Linked DNA regions of Homo sapiens: all the other regions are linked to region 2. A link is a contact called in ENCODE Hi-C data. All regions are on one chromosome and are shown on one strand. The core of a region is the stretch at or near the end of the contact, and the rest is flanking DNA. Distances in the headings are between cores, read along the strand shown.

What was found. Hi-C counts contacts between places; a loop is a spot of excess contacts on that map. Pooled maps may share reads with other maps.
Region 1: a map of CD8-positive, alpha-beta T cell shows a loop between it and region 2 (12-fold over the local background). The contact joins the promoter of EIF3F here to the promoter of BTBD10 in region 2. A Hi-C loop is called at or near these places in 3 of 168 maps with a recorded cell type or tissue (CD4-positive, alpha-beta T cell, CD8-positive, alpha-beta T cell and naive thymus-derived CD4-positive, alpha-beta T cell), 1 of 37 single-sample maps with no recorded cell type and 10 of 50 pooled maps.
Region 3: a map of CD4-positive, alpha-beta T cell shows a loop between it and region 2 (8-fold over the local background). The contact joins the promoter of FHIP1B here to the promoter of BTBD10 in region 2. A Hi-C loop is called at or near these places in 4 of 168 maps with a recorded cell type or tissue (CD4-positive, alpha-beta T cell, CD4-positive, alpha-beta memory T cell, CD8-positive, alpha-beta T cell and 1 more), 1 of 37 single-sample maps with no recorded cell type and 7 of 50 pooled maps.
Region 4: a pooled map shows a loop between it and region 2 (16-fold over the local background). The contact joins the promoter of TIMM10B here to the promoter of BTBD10 in region 2. A Hi-C loop is called at or near these places in 5 of 50 pooled maps.
Region 5: a pooled map shows a loop between it and region 2 (9-fold over the local background). The contact joins the promoter of HTATIP2 here to the promoter of BTBD10 in region 2. A Hi-C loop is called at or near these places in 3 of 50 pooled maps.
Region 6: a loop to region 2 is called in a pooled map, with 10 times the contacts of the local background. The contact joins the promoter of TPP1 here to the promoter of BTBD10 in region 2. A Hi-C loop is called at or near these places in 2 of 50 pooled maps.

The regions. Positions count from the first base shown.
Region 1 is chr11:7,985,876-7,988,695 of GRCh38, forward strand. EIF3F (eukaryotic translation initiation factor 3 subunit F) reads left to right here and starts at 1,462. Exons shown (of 8, transcript NM_003754.3): 1 at 1,462-1,841. The coding sequence starts at 1,478. RefSeq lists enhancers at 1,097-1,276, 1,160-1,699, 1,700-2,238, 1,707-1,756.
Region 2 is chr11:13,461,861-13,464,603 of GRCh38, forward strand. It overlaps BTBD10 (BTB domain containing 10), which reads right to left and starts at 1,362. Exons shown (of 9, transcript NM_032320.7): 1 at 1,232-1,362. RefSeq lists an enhancer at 1,542-1,731.
Region 3 is chr11:6,232,949-6,235,885 of GRCh38, forward strand. FHIP1B (FHF complex subunit HOOK interacting protein 1B) reads right to left here and starts at 1,688. Exons shown (of 12, transcript NM_001098794.2): 1 at 1,596-1,688. It also overlaps a transcript of CNGA4 not described here. RefSeq lists silencers at 1,363-1,412, 1,593-1,892 and enhancers at 1,935-2,625, 2,023-2,102.
Region 4 is chr11:6,480,152-6,482,851 of GRCh38, forward strand. It overlaps TIMM10B (translocase of inner mitochondrial membrane 10B), which reads left to right and starts at 1,350. Exons shown (of 3, transcript NM_012192.4): 1 at 1,350-1,404; 2 at 1,606-1,701; 3 at 1,894-2,700. The coding sequence starts at 1,366. The coding sequence ends at 2,070. It overlaps ARFIP2 (ARF interacting protein 2), which reads right to left and starts at 1,180. Exons shown (of 8, transcript NM_001376558.2): 1 at 1,080-1,180; 2 at 172-312. The coding sequence starts at 270. RefSeq lists enhancers at 773-1,972, 809-928, 1,409-1,458.
Region 5 is chr11:20,362,350-20,365,254 of GRCh38, forward strand. HTATIP2 (HIV-1 Tat interactive protein 2) reads left to right here and starts at 1,365. Exons shown (of 5, transcript NM_001098522.2): 1 at 1,365-2,083. The coding sequence starts at 1,889. RefSeq lists silencers at 1,366-1,785, 1,572-1,714.
Region 6 is chr11:6,618,172-6,620,945 of GRCh38, forward strand. It overlaps TPP1 (tripeptidyl peptidase 1), which reads right to left and starts at 1,251. Exons shown (of 13, transcript NM_000391.4): 1 at 1,213-1,251; 2 at 1,025-1,096; 3 at 605-744. The coding sequence starts at 1,229. RefSeq lists a silencer at 972-1,021 and an enhancer at 1,572-1,621.

The DNA of each region.
Region 1 (2,820 bases), core at 212-2,711, 5.5 Mb before region 2:
GTTTCTGTGCCCACCCCACCCTCAGTCCCACTGACGTTGCTCTACTAGGGTTGCTAAAGACTCCAGGTCATCAAATCCAAGAGTTACTTTTCAATCTTCTTCTGTTTGGCTGTTCACCTTTGTTTTGGTGAAAGAAAGAATGCATGTCTACACAGAGCATTTACAGGGGAGCAGCGTCATGTGAATTCTAATAATGGAAGATTTCTCCAAGGAGAAATCAACTCTTGGGCACAGAATCAGGGATAAGAAGTTCAACCTCACCTATCCACTTGCCAGCTGGACACTAGGACTTGACCTAATTAAGGGAGTTGACAGTTTTTTTGGTGTTTTGTTTTGTCTTTACAAGCAGATGTTATCACCCCATTATACCAAGAAGGAAATTGAGGCTCAGAAAAAACTTGTAGATTGCCCCAAGTTACACAGTGGGTTATGGTCAGAGCTCCCTCCATCACATAGTGATAATAGCTATGACTTAATAACTACTGTATATCAGGCATGTGCTAAGAGCTTTACAAGGCAATACCTCATATAATCCTCTCCTAAAGTACAGACTAGTTTATACACCTTATTACAACTCCACTTGAATGTGTAATGGACATCTCAAAGGTGACACATTCAGAAATGAAATCAGGATCTTTTCCCCAAAACCTGCTCTACCTACAGCTTTTGCTATCTCAATTGATGGTGACTTCATCCTACTAATCGCTCAGTACAAAAAAAAAAAAAAAAAATTGCAGTCCTCCTTGACTCCTCTCTTTCACACCTCATATACAATTTCTCAGGAAACCCTATTGAAACTACCTTCAAAATATATCCATAATCTTCCCACTTCTCAGAACTTCTACTGCTACCAGCCTGGTCCCAGCCACCATCATCTCTCACTTAGATTACCTAGTGGCCTCCCAGCAGGTCTCCCTGCTTTTCCCTCTCTCGCCTCCCTCTCCTCACCTCCCCTCACCCTCCAGTCTCTTCTCAAAGCAGCAGGAGAAATCCAGCTAAGTTCTCCTTCTCGCCCATTGCAGCCTCGAGCTTCTGGGCTCAAACGATCCTTCCGCCTCGGTCTCCCGAAGTGCTGAGATTACAGGCGTGAGCCACCGCGCCTGGCCTTAAAATCCTTTTTAAAGGCACTTTGACATCCATTATCTCATTTAAGTCTAAAACACGAATTTCGACCTCCGCGCTGCTTTCTGGTTCCACCTGGCGGCAGCTGCACAAAGTGTTTCTCTTCGAACGCCGTCCCAAGTTTTACCCGGAACTACTTAGCCCAGGGTTTCCTGAGTGCTCCTCGGGCCAAAAGCAGAGCGCACAAATTCCAGAAGAAATTACCAACGGCGGGACTATTTCAGTGCTCCGAGAAGTATCACCAGTAACCAATCAGCAAAAAGCTCTAGCTCACGTGGTGTATATTCAGCCTATCAAGCTCCTGATATTCATGAATGCTGTCATTTCCGCTTCCGCCTCCTTCTTTCTCGACAAGATGGCCACACCGGCGGTACCAGTAAGTGCTCCTCCGGCCACGCCAACCCCAGTCCCGGCGGCGGCCCCAGCCTCAGTTCCAGCGCCAACGCCAGCACCGGCTGCGGCTCCGGTTCCCGCTGCGGCTCCAGCCTCATCCTCAGACCCTGCGGCAGCAGCGGCTGCAACTGCGGCTCCTGGCCAGACCCCGGCCTCAGCGCAAGCTCCAGCGCAGACCCCAGCGCCCGCTCTGCCTGGTCCTGCTCTTCCAGGGCCCTTCCCCGGCGGCCGCGTGGTCAGGCTGCACCCAGTCATTTTGGCCTCCATTGTGGACAGCTACGAGAGACGCAACGAGGGTGCTGCCCGAGTTATCGGGACCCTGTTGGGTGAGTGGTCAGAGAAAGTTAACATTCTTTTCTTCCTCCCACTTCTCATTTATCTCACTCCCCTAACTCATTAATTCTTTAATTCCTGGTGTCCTACCGTCCTTTCCTCCCATCCCCAATGACCTCTTAATCTATATCTGCATCCTACCTTTTGCTGTGACTTATCTTCTCAAGCACTTGCATCTCTCCTCTCTCTCCTGCCGGATTGCTGTCACTTTAAGCGACATAAAATACACAAGGAGTAGTTGTGTCATTTACTGAATATTTTATGCCAGTGGTTTACATTTATGCCAGTGGTTTACATTTTACATAAACAGCAGTTTATGGCAAGTATGATGGGCTGCATCTACCAAAAATGAGTTCACACGCCGAGTGGGAAGTCAGGAACCCTTGACTCCCTATACCAGTGACCACATATTTCTCCCTTATCCACTGACTAAATGTCATCGTTTTCCAGGTATTGACAAAGTTTTCTAACCAGTTGTCAAAGGAGTGGGGACGTTTGTAAAAAAACATTCCTCCCAACAAGTAAACCGGTTTGGTTGGAACCCGCTTGGGATTTTATAGTGTTCTGCTGTCCTAAACGTCTGAGCCTGATCTGTGTCCCTCAGTGTCCCCTAATATTAGTACCTAATGTGAGAAACCCTGTTCCCCCATTTTGCATTTGGACGCAAACAGTTGTATTATCTGTTTATATTTCTGCCCTTAACCTTCAGGTCGAAAAATGACCCATTCTCTGCCTGTGTTCCAAATTTGGGGAATAGATATTTTATGTTAAAGTAGTTTGTAAAATGGAAAAGCACTAAAGAGGGATTGTTGATAATAAATTCCTTTCTGGAGACTATGCTGGTCCCATGAAATTCGTTTCCATTCCATCTTAGTGCCAGATTTTAAATAGCTTTGTGAATCCACTTTATTTACAAGCATTCTTTCTCTTTCATACTCTTGAACATCTACTAGTTCTTACACCATAGAAGAC
Region 2 (2,743 bases), core at 112-2,611:
ATACACGCTGAGAAATATTGGGAAAATTTATAAAACACATTTACATCATCAGAAATAATTCTTCTCACACTTTTTTTTTTTTTTTTTTTACCAGTCTTGGTCCACTTTCAAATCCCTTCCCAAGTATTTTCTACTGCTTTCCGCTTTATATTCAAATGACAACTGCAGTCCTGGGTTTCAGGACTGAACTTCAATCCTGGACAGGCTCTCTAATACAGAAACTCTTTTGGCCGTTATGGCTGCATTCTTTATTATATCTCTTATTCCGATTTCCACAGTCTCTTTCATTGAAAATTTATCCCTAACCCCCTCTCTAAAAGATTTTGATCAAATTTGTGTAGTTGGGGGGTTGGGAGGATAGGGGCGGGAAGGAACTCAGTTGTCCAAATACAATTAATATCCTGTGCTGTTTCATTTAGATTGCTAATTTAAATAAAAAGCATGAAAACTCTGCAAGATAATAAATCTTCGTAAAATAATCTTGTTTACTAAGTGCACAAAGCCACAAGCAAGTGAAGCTCTATCTTTCAGCATGTCTGGACTAGTGACTTTTCATCATGGACTCAGAATACTGAGAAAGGAGAAGCAGGAAATCTGTGAGGCCCAGGGACAGTCACACTGGCCCACACTAACAAATTACTAACCGATGTCTCACCTTCCCCCGCCCCATTCCCAAAGATAAGGGTGTCAGGGCACCTGCATCTGAAGAAGAAAGACATCAGAACCTTTTCCGTGCAAGTTTTAAGAAAACAAAGCTTTACCACACGTAAAATGGTTACAACATAAAACCACGCAGCACGTTAGTGGGGTCTCACTCCTCTTCACCCAGAGGGAGGCTGCCCACCACCTTATCCCCTATTGTGATGCGCCTTCCTCAGGATGTCGCTGCGTTCGTCTGAGATGACAGGAAAGGGGCGGGGCACGGGGTTCCTCTGCCCTGGAAAGGGATGAGGGTATCGCCTTCATCCCCGGAGAAAGGCCCCCGGACTCCCAACCCAAAAGCAGCAGCCGCAAAACTCAAGTCTTATCCCGGCCTCTCCTAATTGGGTGCTCGTGGCCGGAGCCCAAAACGCCACCCACGGTACCCGAGCAGGGTCCGGCCGCCCAGACCACCGCCGCAGCAGCCTGGCTCTCACGCCCAGATTCGCCCTCCGCCCCTTTCCTCTTTCGCCCCGGCCAAGCCCAGCCTCCCGCGCCGCCCCCGCCGAGTTCCCCAGCTGAGTCCACTCACTCTCGAACCTGTAGTCCCCCTTCAGTGCCCACACAAGATTGGGGCAAAGGCCGGGGCCAGTGACACCTCCACTTCCTCCTCAGCCAGATCCCTCCGGAGGTGGCTGTGGAGGAAGCCACTGAGGCGGCTGCGCGTAGCGGAGCCGCCCCGGCAGGTTGCAGGCCGGCTCCTCAGCCTCTTACCGCGAGAGCTCACAATGCGAAGAGGCGAGGCCAGCAGCGTTCTCGCGAGAACGGTGCTCTCCGCCCAGGGGTGGGCGGGGCACCGAAGGAGAAGGCAGTTGAGGGCGCGGCGGCCACGGGTGGGATCTCAGGCGCGTGGAGAGGAAGGCGCCGCGCGACCTCTCCTCACAGACATCAGCTCGGGTCAACCGCGGGCCTCGAGCCCGAGTGGCTGAGGGCTGTTACCTTCAAACCTTTGAATCCCACGTTTTCCCCTTGACTTCCTGTCACCGTTAGAGAAAAGTGGACAGCGTCTCGGTCACAGAGTTGGAGAAATAGTGCAGGGACTCTTCAGGGAGAGCGTTTTCCTCATCAAAGCAAACTGCAAAATCGCTTCTGCCGGCGTGGACCTGATGAGAGTCGGTCGTCGTGAGGGACACCCTCTGTTCCCTAACGTCCCCCGCTGCTTATTTTTAAACGCTCGGTTGGCGGGAACCCCTGTGCCAGCTGAAACTCCTTCAGTTTGGCCGCCTAGGAAACACCGAGAGTCACCTACATGGGCTGGCTGGGCAATAAAAACGGGAAAAAATGTAAAAGACACAGTCTCCGCCTTCGAAGCTTACACCCCCGGGGCAAGACCTACAGGAAAATAGATAATCCCATTATTCTCTGATAAAAGCCGAGCTGCTTGCCATGAGCTCTGGGAGCAGACGGGGAGGCCTTGTTGAGAAAGCCTTCACCTGGGAGTGACAATTGCGCTGAATCTTAAGCATAAGTAAGTTCTCCAGTTTAGGGAAGAGAGGGAAGGGCATTGCAAGGAGAGGAAGCAAAGAGGAAGAGGACCTGGTTTGAGTAATTGGGTATGAAAACAGATATTGCAGCAAGAACTTTGTTGAAAAACCTTTAACCACTGTTTAGTTCGGATGAGAACATTCCCAGGCTCCTACGTGTGATACGCAAAGTATTTTCCAAATCAGTGTTTATGCTAAGAAGATGAGCAGTTGAGCTGGACAATTATAAGATAACTTCATCTTTCTCCTGTAAGGACACTTAAATATCAGAAACCTAAGAGAAACGGGTTATTGTCGTAATTCACTAAGTTATTATAGCCAACATTTTGCTAAATTGGAAATTGCCAATAATTTCAAGTTGTCTACATAAGAGCAATCTAATAGGAATTTTGTGATACAGTTTCTCAGAGAAACTCTGAGAAAATTCTCAGGCAAAAAACAAAAACGTCATCAGTCCTGATTTATTATCAAAATTTTCTCCTATAAGCTCTGCTCAGAAGAAGTCATTCTGTAGTCCAAGTTAGGGCTAATGAGGAGCCATACTCTTACATCAAAATAGA
Region 3 (2,937 bases), core at 438-2,937, 7.2 Mb before region 2:
AATTTATCTTCATGAATAACCATACTGTCTTTCTCTCCCTCCATCTTGGATAGATGATAATTTTATCATGTACAGGGTCCTTGGTCCAGTGTTTAGGAACCACTACTCTAAACTCTGAACTGTAAGTTCTGACTGACTGGGCAAGTTGCCAAGTGTTCTACCAATATGGAGGCCTGTCTGGACTCCAGAAAGAAGCAATGAGAATATACCACAGGATATAGGAGTTGGCTCTGAAGCTAAGACTCTGGAAAAGAATGGGGACTGAGGCTGTCTAATTCTCAGGAAATGGTCTCTCCCTGTCCACTGTAGAGTTAAGGAAAGACTTAACTCTTTCTGAGTCTGGAAAGAATAGGATGTCCCAACCCCATGGCTGACTAGCAGTAGAGAGGAAAATTTAGTAGTGTGAAAGTGGCCATTATCACTGAATGCCAAACCAACTTTCCAGAATTTCACGTGCATTTGGGTTGGTGGGGAGAAGAGGACCTAAAAGAATGCTAGTAAGATGAACCCAACTACAGGGTGTGGAGAGGAAGAGATAAATTTTCAGGTGGCTAAAATGTTCAGTATCTTGAGACTGATGATGATTTCACAGATGTGTACACATGTCAAAACTCATCAAACACACATTTTAAATATAATATAAACTAGCTTTTTAAAAAATTCAACTGTAAGAAAGGAGAGTAAGGCCATCCTGTTTGGGATCCTAAATATAGTACTGTATAGGGCAAACCATATGACCTCCATAAAAGTAGAATTAGCAACTGAATATGGTCAATCCAATCAAAGACCCACAGTTAAGCACAGGTAAGGAGCAACAGTGGAATAAGGTTGTCCAGAAGCAAGTAGAGAGAAAACACAAGCTGTCACAGCGCAAAACCCTTCATGAGAGGGCCCATCTTCAACTATGCAGTCCAGAGAAGGAACTCGAAGGAACTGAAGTTTCTGTGATTACTCTGTTGAAGTCTGAGCCTCAAATATGACTTTCATTACCATAGTACTATTGCCTATGACACCTTCATTTTCTCGTCCTCCAGAATATGGAAAGTCCATGGGAGCAGAGGAGTCAGGTGCACAACACTTCCATCTAAGCTGCCCTACTTTGTCTAAAACTATTGCTCTCACTGGACAGGGCAGTCCATCGAAGGAGGCCTCAGAACCAACCTCTCACCTTTATCCAAGTCTCACAAGCCCTAATTCCCTCCTCCCATGCCTCGCCTTCAACTCCCTCACCAATTTGCCGCCACCCCGCAGGCTCCCACCTGCGCCTTTTACTCTCTCTCTCCTCGCGCAGGCCTTACCCCTCACTCTAGTCCCAGGGTATCCTTCACACCAGCCCTCAGTAGCCCCAGCCCTAGTAAACCGCGTTCAGGAGTCCCTTCAACTTGGCACCTCCGAAAGCACCCAGCCTCTCACAGCCCCTCATTTGTCCACTCACCTGTAAGCTCTCACCCTCCTTCCCTATCTTAGACACTCACACCCGGACCCTCACCACCTGCCAACCCCTCACAACCAGTACAGTAACCAAACCCGTCACCGTCTTTTCCCAGTCTCTCATCCCCACAAACGACTCTCCAGGCCCTCTGGCCCATGCGTACCGTTCACTCACGGAACGCCGAACCTGGCCGGGCCCGGTTGCTGCTGCGGTGTTAGGTGAGTTCAGGCCGCCGCCATCGCTTCTCAAGCGCACCAGCCGCGCCCCGCCCCGCGCCACACGCAGCCCGCGCCCCCGCGCACCACACGCAACCGCCCGGCGTCGCACGACTGGGCAATGGCGTGCCAGCTCATTGGCTGAGCCGGACCAAACCCGAGCAAGGACGCTTGTTTCCTGGCAACGGCTAAACGCAAGGGCGGGGTCGCCGACGGCTATCCGAGGGAGGAGCACCGCCTCTCCTCTTGGTTCCGTCCCTTCGTACGTAAACCCCGCCCCTCAGAAGGACTCCGGCGTGTCATAGGCGAAGGCCTCTGGGAAGGTGGAGGCCGGCAGGGCGGAGGCGGAGCCCGGGAAGGAAAGGTGGAACCAGAGGGCAGAAGGCGGGACCTAAGGAGAGGCGATTTTTACAGGCAGGGAAAGATCAGAAGGGCGGGGCTTGGGAGAGATGGAGCCGGAAGAAAGACGAGCGAGAAAGGGGTGGGGCCATGGATTCCAGGAGACGCTTGGAGTGGAAGAGTGGGTGTGGAGGGGCGAGGCTATCACGAAAAGAGAGGAGGAATCAGTAGGTGGGCCGGGCCTGCGGAAAAGTGGAGCCCTAGAGAGGGCTGACTGCGGGCACTCTAGTTCATTTTGCTCCATCGTCGTGCATAGCTTGGTCTCTACTTTAGTACCCCAGCGGTGACTGCCCCTGGCTCCCCCAACACCGCTGTGCTGTGCTGCTCCGTCACCCCTTGAGCACTTAGTCAAGGAACACGGAATAAGTGCCTGCATGCCCAGCTGGATTCCGGATCAATTAGAACCGGCCTCTGCTCTCCAGGACCTCAGAGAATTGCAGCGTAGTGTAATAAGTACATTACTACGGGGGCCACCTAGGAGCAGCACTTAGCATGATTTGCATGTATAGAGGATGAGAGGAAGGTACGGTGAAGGAGCTTAGGGAAGACTTCCGGGAGGTGACGGTGTCTAAGCCGAGTCTTGGGAAACAAGCAAGAGTAAGATAAACTAAAATAGAAAAATAGAAGTTTCAGATAAGGCATGTAGTTTTAAAAGTACTTTACCGGCTGGGCGCGGTGGCTCACGCCTGTAATCCCAGCACTTTGAGAGGCCGAGGCGGGCGGATCACGAGGTCAAGAGTTCGAGACCAGCCTGACCAACATAGTGAAACCCCGTCCCTACTACAAATACAAAAATTAACTGGGCGTAGTGGCGCGCGCCTGTAATCCCAGCTGCTTGGGAGGCTGGGGCAGGAGAATCGCTTGAACCCGGGAGGCGGAGGTTGCAGTTAG
Region 4 (2,700 bases), core at 100-2,599, 7.0 Mb before region 2:
CATCATAAAGATAGTACACAAGGGAAGTCTGCACAGAATCAAAATGATACGTAAAAAGAATGAAGGGAGTCAGATAAGTCAGGGGAAGGCTACTGGAATGGAGGGTGAGAACCTAGGATTTATAAATTGGATTCCTAAATTGAAACAATTAGAAGAATCAAACAGAAGCACCTGCTCCAGCCCATCATCTTCAGGAAGCTGCCTGGCTTCGCCGTTCCCGTGGATAGGGATCTCCATTGTGGCTGCCTTCCCTAGGATCCCGTCCGTCATGGCTAGGAAAGGTATTGGAGTAAAACTCTCCACCCCAGCACCCTGCAAAGCCCAACACAGAAGTTCTGGACACTGGCCAGCACTCTAGAAGAAGGAGGCCTCCTCTGTCATTTCTTTAAAGGCTGTCCCAGGGTTTGAGTGTCCCAGCGTTTGGCCATCATTCCTTTCTTCAGATATATGTATTTCTCCCCTCCAAAACGCACATTTGAAACAGGCACACCAAAGCACGGTGTCTTCTCACAAGCCCCCAACCTCACCAGGACTCTGGTGATTATTTCTACACTCATTCAGCAGACATTTAGTGAGTGCCTACTATGTGTCAGGCACTATTTGTGACAATGAAAATACAACAGTGAAGAGGGAAAGTCTGCTCTCTTAGAACTTATCTCCATGCAGGCGTGTTTATGCTGAGGAGATGAACCCTTTCCAGGGCTCAGGTCTTCACCCCCCTATTCAGGTTTGTTCTCCATTGCTTGGCCTTTCACATTCCTTTAGCGTTTCTTCCCCCTTCCTTCAGGGGGTCTCCCCTCCTCCGTCTCATACACCTCGTCTTCCTCGGGCCCTCCCCACCAGGCCTTAGTTAGATCAGTGGGTGTATGTTCCCAGTCTCTGGTAAAAGCCTCTCTCTCCCAGGATATCGGTGACCCTTCCACAGTCAGTTATGTCTCCCAGGTGTGTGAGTCCCCGCCCCCACCCCCATACACCTGGACATCAGGTGTGTCCTCATCCTTCCCCGGGGCTCGGGGCATCTTGCCCTCTGGACAGGTTTGTGCGTTCAACTTCCCGTCGCCCAAGCATGTTCCTCTCACCTCGGGCCGGGCCGCTCTTCCCCTCAGGGCGCCAGGCCCGGGCCGCGCGGGGACCTCGGGCTCCAGTTCCCGTCGCGATCCTAGCAGCAGGTCAGGGACTCGGCGGAAATGACGTCCTCTCCGGGCAGAAGAAGCCGGCCACGTCGCAGATTATAAGGGCGGAGCTGACGTCGCAGCCAGGGCAGGGCGATACTCGAGCTAGCTCTCGAGATCAGCGAGAGGTTACTTCCGGGGCGGCACCGAGAAGCTGAAACGGAAGTGGCGTACGGCATGCGCCGGTGGCGTGATGGAGCGGCAGCAGCAGCAGCAACAGCAACTGCGAAACGTAAGTGAGAACTAAGTCGTTTCGAGGCCAGACGTTCAGCTCGCATTCCTGCACACATCGCGGGAACCCCACAGGGCCAGGGATTTGAGGGCTGGAAACTTCGGGCTATGGCGCGCGGGCCTGGGAAACTTTGGGCGGCGCGACCTTGACTAGAAGTGTGGGGCCCTTATCGCTGAGTTTGTGGTCCCCCTTTTCTCTCAGCTGCGTGACTTCCTGTTGGTCTACAATCGGATGACAGAACTCTGCTTCCAGCGCTGTGTGCCCAGCTTGCACCACCGAGCTCTGGACGCTGAGGAGGTGGGGAACTGTGTAGGGAGGTTACGCTGCAAGAAGAGTTTAGCGGTAGACTGCTTCCCTCCTCACCCCACTTCCCGTACCTCTGGCCCTGGCCTTCCCACGACCCTCACCCCTAGGCTGGGCATGGGGAAGAAAGGAGGCGGACCCGACAGGGCACCTTTATCCTCCACTTAAACCCTATCTTCCTTCTAGGAGGCCTGTCTGCACAGCTGTGCTGGGAAGCTGATCCATTCCAACCACCGCCTCATGGCCGCTTACGTGCAGCTCATGCCTGCCCTGGTACAGCGCCGCATCGCAGACTACGAGGCTGCCTCGGCTGTGCCAGGCGTTGCTGCTGAACAGCCTGGGGTCTCTCCATCAGGCAGCTAGCCATACCCAACCCCAGGAAGGAAGGCCTTGGATGGACCCTCAGATTGAAGGACCCGGTGGACCTTGGGGTTGGTGAATCCTAAACAGAGAGAATTCGAGGTTGCCTGAAAGCTGGGTGTCCTTGCTCCTTTTCCTGGAGCCAATATACCCAGTTTTTACTCAGTTTGATTTATATTCTGGGCAAGGAAGCTTTGCCTACTTTATTGGCACAATCCGTTGTTCTGTCGTTTAGTGCATATCTGCTGGCTTCAGCCCTGGCAGCTGAGAAATTGTTTTCTATATGTAGAAGGAAAACCTGAGCATTTGCAGGCATCTGGTTAAAGCAGGGTCTGTGTGTACAATTTTAAAACGGGTAATATGTCATGCTCTTAGTTCATCTTCACAACAAAACTATGAGTAAGCGGTATTAGCCTCACTTAACAGATGAGGAAGCAAGATTCCAGAAAGTACCAGAAGGTCATTTTATACAACAGGAGATTGGTTCCTGCCCAGATGACAGAAAATGGGAGCTCTGTCTAGTTGTCCTTAAGTCTGACTGACTTCAGTGGCTCATAACCGTGAGCCAAGTATTTGTTGGTTCATAACTGTTGTTTTGTGAACTATGTCTTACATGTCTAGAGTTCTGCTGGA
Region 5 (2,905 bases), core at 115-2,614, 6.9 Mb after region 2:
ACATTTTATTGTATATTAATTATGCCACAATTTTAAACAAAGGGGAAGAATAGACAGGGTACAATGAATAATTTCTGTGACAGATTTGATAAATGAATTACTAGGACAGTGTTTGCTGACAAGGTTTAACATTGCATTCTTGTAGAAAACCTTTAGGAACTCAAAGGGAAGAGTCCAGGCACTGTGACAGGCCAGTGGGGAATGAACCACACTGCTCTATATTAATCAAGCTTTTTTATTGCAAACAACAGAATATATCTGGTAAGCTTATACAGCACAGGAATTTATCAGAAGAATAACAGGAAGTACTGTATTCACAACAGTCTCTGAAAACAGGCAGGAATTTAAGACAAGATCAGACCATCAGATGGCTGGTGGATCATATGATGCCATAATCCTATACCCTTGCCCCAACCAACCCACATATATCTCAGGCCTTCACTGCATCTTTTCATTACTCCTCCAAAACTGAAAACCTATGCGTGAGCCTCTGGCTTGCTGAGCCTAGGCAAAGCCTACATATAATAACTCCCATGGAGATGGAAGAGGCAATGTGTTTCATTGGCTTCTAGATGGGAGGTGGGGCCCCCAAATGACCAATGTTCCCAACAAAACCTGAACAATCTGAAATTATTCAGATTTCTGCTTGTCATTCTAACCTCTGTTCAGGACTTCCAAGATCCAGGACAGGCCCAGTGTAGATACCTGTGTCCCAAACCACTGATCTGGGCTAGGAAGACTGAATCACAGGTGTGGAAGGTCACCCGGGTTCAACCATCTAGGTGATGAATTAGGCCAGGACCTGGGCAGGTAGACCATTTATTCTGGGGAGATATGATGCGAGCTTGAATTACATGGGAGAAATATTTGTAAGGCAGATGGGATAACAGGACTTGATAAGTCTGTAGTGTGGAAAGGCTAGAAAAGAAAGGAATCAAAGGAATCCTGATTTCTGACTTGACAGGGTAGAAGGAGGTGTGTGTGTGTGTGCGTGTGTGTGTGTATGTTTATGTAGGGACAGTGACACCCAAGAGAGGCTAGGAATAGGTTTGTTTTATTCCTGTTTGGGGTGGTTGGGTAGGCAGGGTTAAGTTTTTGACTTGGTGAATTTGAGATGATGGCCAATATACAATTGACATTCCAGCTGGGGGGACCATTGAAGATCAAGTCTGGCAAGTCTACTAGCTGGCGCCTGGGTGAGCTGAGCCCAGCAGGTGAGGGAAAACGCGGGAAGAGGGTCTTGCAGATTCCAAACTTAGGAAGGGTCGCGGCTCCGCGCACGTGCTCTCGGGGTCACCTTCCCCGCGCCTGTGAGGGTGCCAGGAGTTCGTCTCCAGGTCCCGCCCCTGTGGGCGGGGCGAGGCAGCGTCGCCGCGAGGCCACCCGGAAGACCAAGCCGGGTAGGCGCTGTCTCCGTCGCCTCCAACCCCCCCGGTCCGACCAGGGAAGGTGGGATGCTCTGATGGCCGGGCCTGCGGCGCTGAGCGCGGCGGCGGCGGCTGCTCTGGCGGCCGCCCTGCTCCTGCTGCGTCGTGAGGACCCGGGGCCGGGGGCTGGCCCCAGGTAACCCCTCCGCGTATGGGACCGAGCTGGGCCAGGTCTCCTGGCCGGGCCGGGGATACCGTGGGGTATGCCCAGTGATGCCAGCAGCTTGTGGCACCTGGGCGCACCCTCCAGCTCGGGCCCCTTCCGATGGGTCTGCTGGCTCAGGTGCGGGCGATGGCCGGGGAGCCGCGCCCCGCACGTGACTCAGCACTTTCCCCAGAGCCCGGACTGCGGAGAACAATATCCTCCTCCCTAACAGATAAACAGCCCTTGTTCCTCGGGATAAGGACTGGCAGTCCCCTGACACCCTAAGACCGGCATCTGTCGATGTTATTTCCCCAGCATGGCCGAAACAGAAGCCCTGTCGAAGCTTCGGGAAGACTTCAGGATGCAGAATAAATCCGTCTTTATTTTGGGCGCCAGCGGAGAAACCGGCAGAGTGCTCTTAAAGGAAATCCTGGAGCAGGGCCTGTTTTCCAAAGTCACGCTCATTGGCCGGAGGAAGCTCACCTTCGACGAGGAAGCTTATAAAAATGTGGTGGGTATTTCAGCTGGGACTCAAATGGACCCCCAGGATTCTGCGAGGTGAACATATTTCATGCCTAAAGGCTGAATACTGCCCTGCCAGTGGTGGGGGTAGTGAGAGGCCATCAAAACTTGGCCAAGATTGGTCTGTGAGAGTCCCTCCCAGAAGTCTGACTCCTGGATTGTAGCCCAGGTGTGCCTCCCTCCCGCTCATTGTGTGGTCTTGGGCAAAGCCCTTCTCTCCATCTGCAACCCTATAAAGCTGGGTCTGGGTTGTAATGGGGGTGGGGGCTGGTGAGACAGAAGAGCACTGTTTTCAGGGTCATACAAGCTGTATTCTAGAGGCAGCCCTGGTGACCTTGAGAATTTTCTCAGCCACTTTGCTGATTTTGTCAACCTGCGCACTTCACACTAATATTGTCAGGGATTCTGAAACTGCTTTGCAGAGTGAGATAGGTCTATGGCAGTGAAAGGTGGGATTATTCACTTACAAGAATTTGCCCTGCCTGACTTCCCAGGCTTGTGTCTGTAAATCGGATATTCCCTTCACTCTAAGTTAAAGGTTTTTTTTTTTTTTTTTCTGAGACGGAGTCTCACTCTGTCCCCCAGGCTGGAGTGCAGTGGCACGATCTCGGCTCAGTGCAACCTCTGCCTTTCAGGTTCAAGCGATTCTTCTGCCTCAGCCTCCCGAGTAACTGGAACTACAGGCGTGCGTCACCACTCCTGGCTAACTTTTGTATTTTTAGTAGAGACGAGACAAGGTTTCACCATGTTGGCCAGGCTGGTCTCGAACTCTTGACCTCAGATGATGCTCCCGCTTCAGCCTCCCAAAGTG
Region 6 (2,774 bases), core at 1-2,500, 6.8 Mb before region 2:
ACACGATGGTGAGTCACTGTTTCCTGCCATGCACACTAGTGTCACACTGCCCCGTCCCCAGCCTCTGCAGTTCACAAGCACACACTCCCCCTGCTGTGAAGGGCTTTAACCAGGAGAAGGAACCAATCCATTTTGACTGTTGGAGAGACTGTTTTGAAGCAGAGTGGGGGAGTACAGTGAGGGGTGGGGTGGAGGGAGGAGACTGCAGATCAGCTGGGGAGCTGGGCAGTAGTCCAGGAGTGGGAATAAATAACGGAGTTGGTCGTAACAAAAGACGGCAAGAAGGAGATTAATCCAAAGGCTCTTTGGGAGTTAGAACTGGCAGCCTTAGTATGTGAACAAAAGAGGAAATTAGAATGGATTTGAGGGTAGGGGAAGGAACGTAAGTTGTACTAGATGCCTGGTAGCTAGTAAGTAGCAGAGTCAGAATTTGAGTTCGTATTTGATCATAAAGCCTGTATACTGAACCACATCCCCTTTTAGGTTTCTAGCCTGAGGAACACAAGTGTCTTGGCAGGCTCTGACATGATCGCCATCCCATGCCCAACCCAGCCCTGTGTCCCTCCACCGCATCCCACATCCTGTCCTCAGTCCCAAAAGGCACCGTATTGAGGAGAGCTGGGATCCGACACAGCCTGCACCAGCTCCGAGAGTCTTTCCACATTCTGCTGTCTCAGGGCAAAGGTGAGACTCAGCTCTTCCTCAGGGTCCGCACGGCCCAGGGACACCCAGCCTGGGGGCAGCCTGTAGGGTCAGGGGTCAGGGACATGGCTTTGGTTAGGGTGGAGATGGAAAATATTGGTCATGGAAGGTTCCAGATTAGGAGCTGAGACCTTGGGGAGGATCCTAGGAGCAGATACAGATCACATGAGGTGAATGATAGGGGACTGAGGCTAGGAACATAGAGATGAAGCTATGGAGTGCGTACTAGGAGCTGGCACGGGGGTGAGAGAAGCTAGGACCAGGACAGTGGGAGGCAGAACAGGGTATGGGGAAGGGGGCAGTCTGTGCTAAGTCAACTCACGTCCTCCGCTGGTCGGGCTCCGGGCTGTAACTGCATTTGCCAGAGAGGATGAGGGCAAAGAGCCCTAGGAGGCTGTAGGGGCAGCAGGTGGGTTTCAGTGGGAGCTACGTTGTCCTTGTGTTCCCACCCTCCCAATGTGTGCTCCCTCCAACGTGATCCCTTTCTCCCGAGCCCTCTCAATTTCTCACCAGGCTTGGAGTCCCATTCTGCCCTTCCGCGGATCTGCTGTCATGTGACGGATCACATGAGCTCTATATTCCACCACCACTACCCCTCTGCCTAGTAACTAGTGACGGTACTGGCTCCTCCCTTGCATGGGTGGTCCCAAATGCTAGGCAAGGGTGGGGCCGCCACCCGGATTCTCCCCTCTGGCCAGTCAAGCACTGAGTAAGCCCAGGGCTCCCCACCTGCGTCCTGAGCCTGGTCCCCTGGGAATCACCACAAGTGAGTGGGCTGTAGAGACCCACAGACTGGGGTTCTTCCTAGCTGTATGACATCAGCAAAATAACCTCTCAGAGCCTAGGTTTCTGCATTTACAATATGGAGACTTATATAAAAGTGATCTGCCTCGAAAGATTGCAGTGAAAAAATTTTTTTCCTCTTTTATCCTTTATGTCCCCATATTATCAATTTTGTCTTCATTTTACGACTACATTTATGAACAGAGTAAAGCTTTTGCAAGACCAGGATCCTTTTATTCAAATCAGTTTCCAGTTTTAAGTAGCTTCCCAGGAGATCTACAATCAGCTGGGGTCCTGTTTATTATGGGTTCCCAAGGTTTTCAAGGAAATCAACTTTGTTCTAAGGGCCATGGAGGAATCTTGCATCTTGTTTAGTGGGCTCAGGTGGATAAAATGGAAACGGACCTTTGCTTCTTCTAATGGTAACTCAAAGCCCACAAGGAGGTCTGAGTTTACTACTTCCAACTGGGGTCATTACAAGAGGATTTTCAATGAGAGTTAAAACCCTGAGGATTCAATTCCCTTCCAGTCTTCCTTTTTTTCCCCCCAAAAATCCATATGGAAGATGGTGTCAGCAGTGTCATTTTAACTTCCAAAACCATTAATCCAATACTCATGTGAAATCCCTTGTTCTGACCTCAATACTTTTTAGATAGATCCCTCTACTCCTGCTGTTGTCCTACAGGCCACTGGCTTCCATTAACCTATAGATTATATTCCCACACTGAAGATTATGGCACTTCACCTTTCTGTCCATCCCAACTCCTGCGATCATTTGACCTAGATGATCAAAATATCTAGGTAAAAGACCCATTCAACACCCTAACCTTCCATTTCTTCATCTCATTAAACCCAGTGAGCATTACCTTCACTTCACTTAAGCAAACCAGTCCCATGGCTGCATTGGGCTTGCTATCTCTCAAAACTGCTCTACCTTTGAAATTATAATTATAGAATGCTTTCTTAGACTATAACCTTCTGTTTTTTCAAGCCATTGTTTTTCCTCACTCCTATTAATCTGACTTCTCTCTGTCCATTGATCCCTCCAGTTTCCCACTAAGCGTGGATCCTAGAGCTGTATTTACTAGCATCATGCTCAGAAACATTTCCCTTTGACCACAACTTTTTTTTTTTTTTCTAATTTCCTCAATCTCATGAACTTCTCAAACACTGGCCAATTGCCTTTCCCTCACAGCCTGGCTCCCCAAAGAACAGGCAACACCAGTGGTTCCCAAATCCCTTTGTATGACTGTGAAAATTTACACTGAGATTAAGCAAGGCAGCCACCT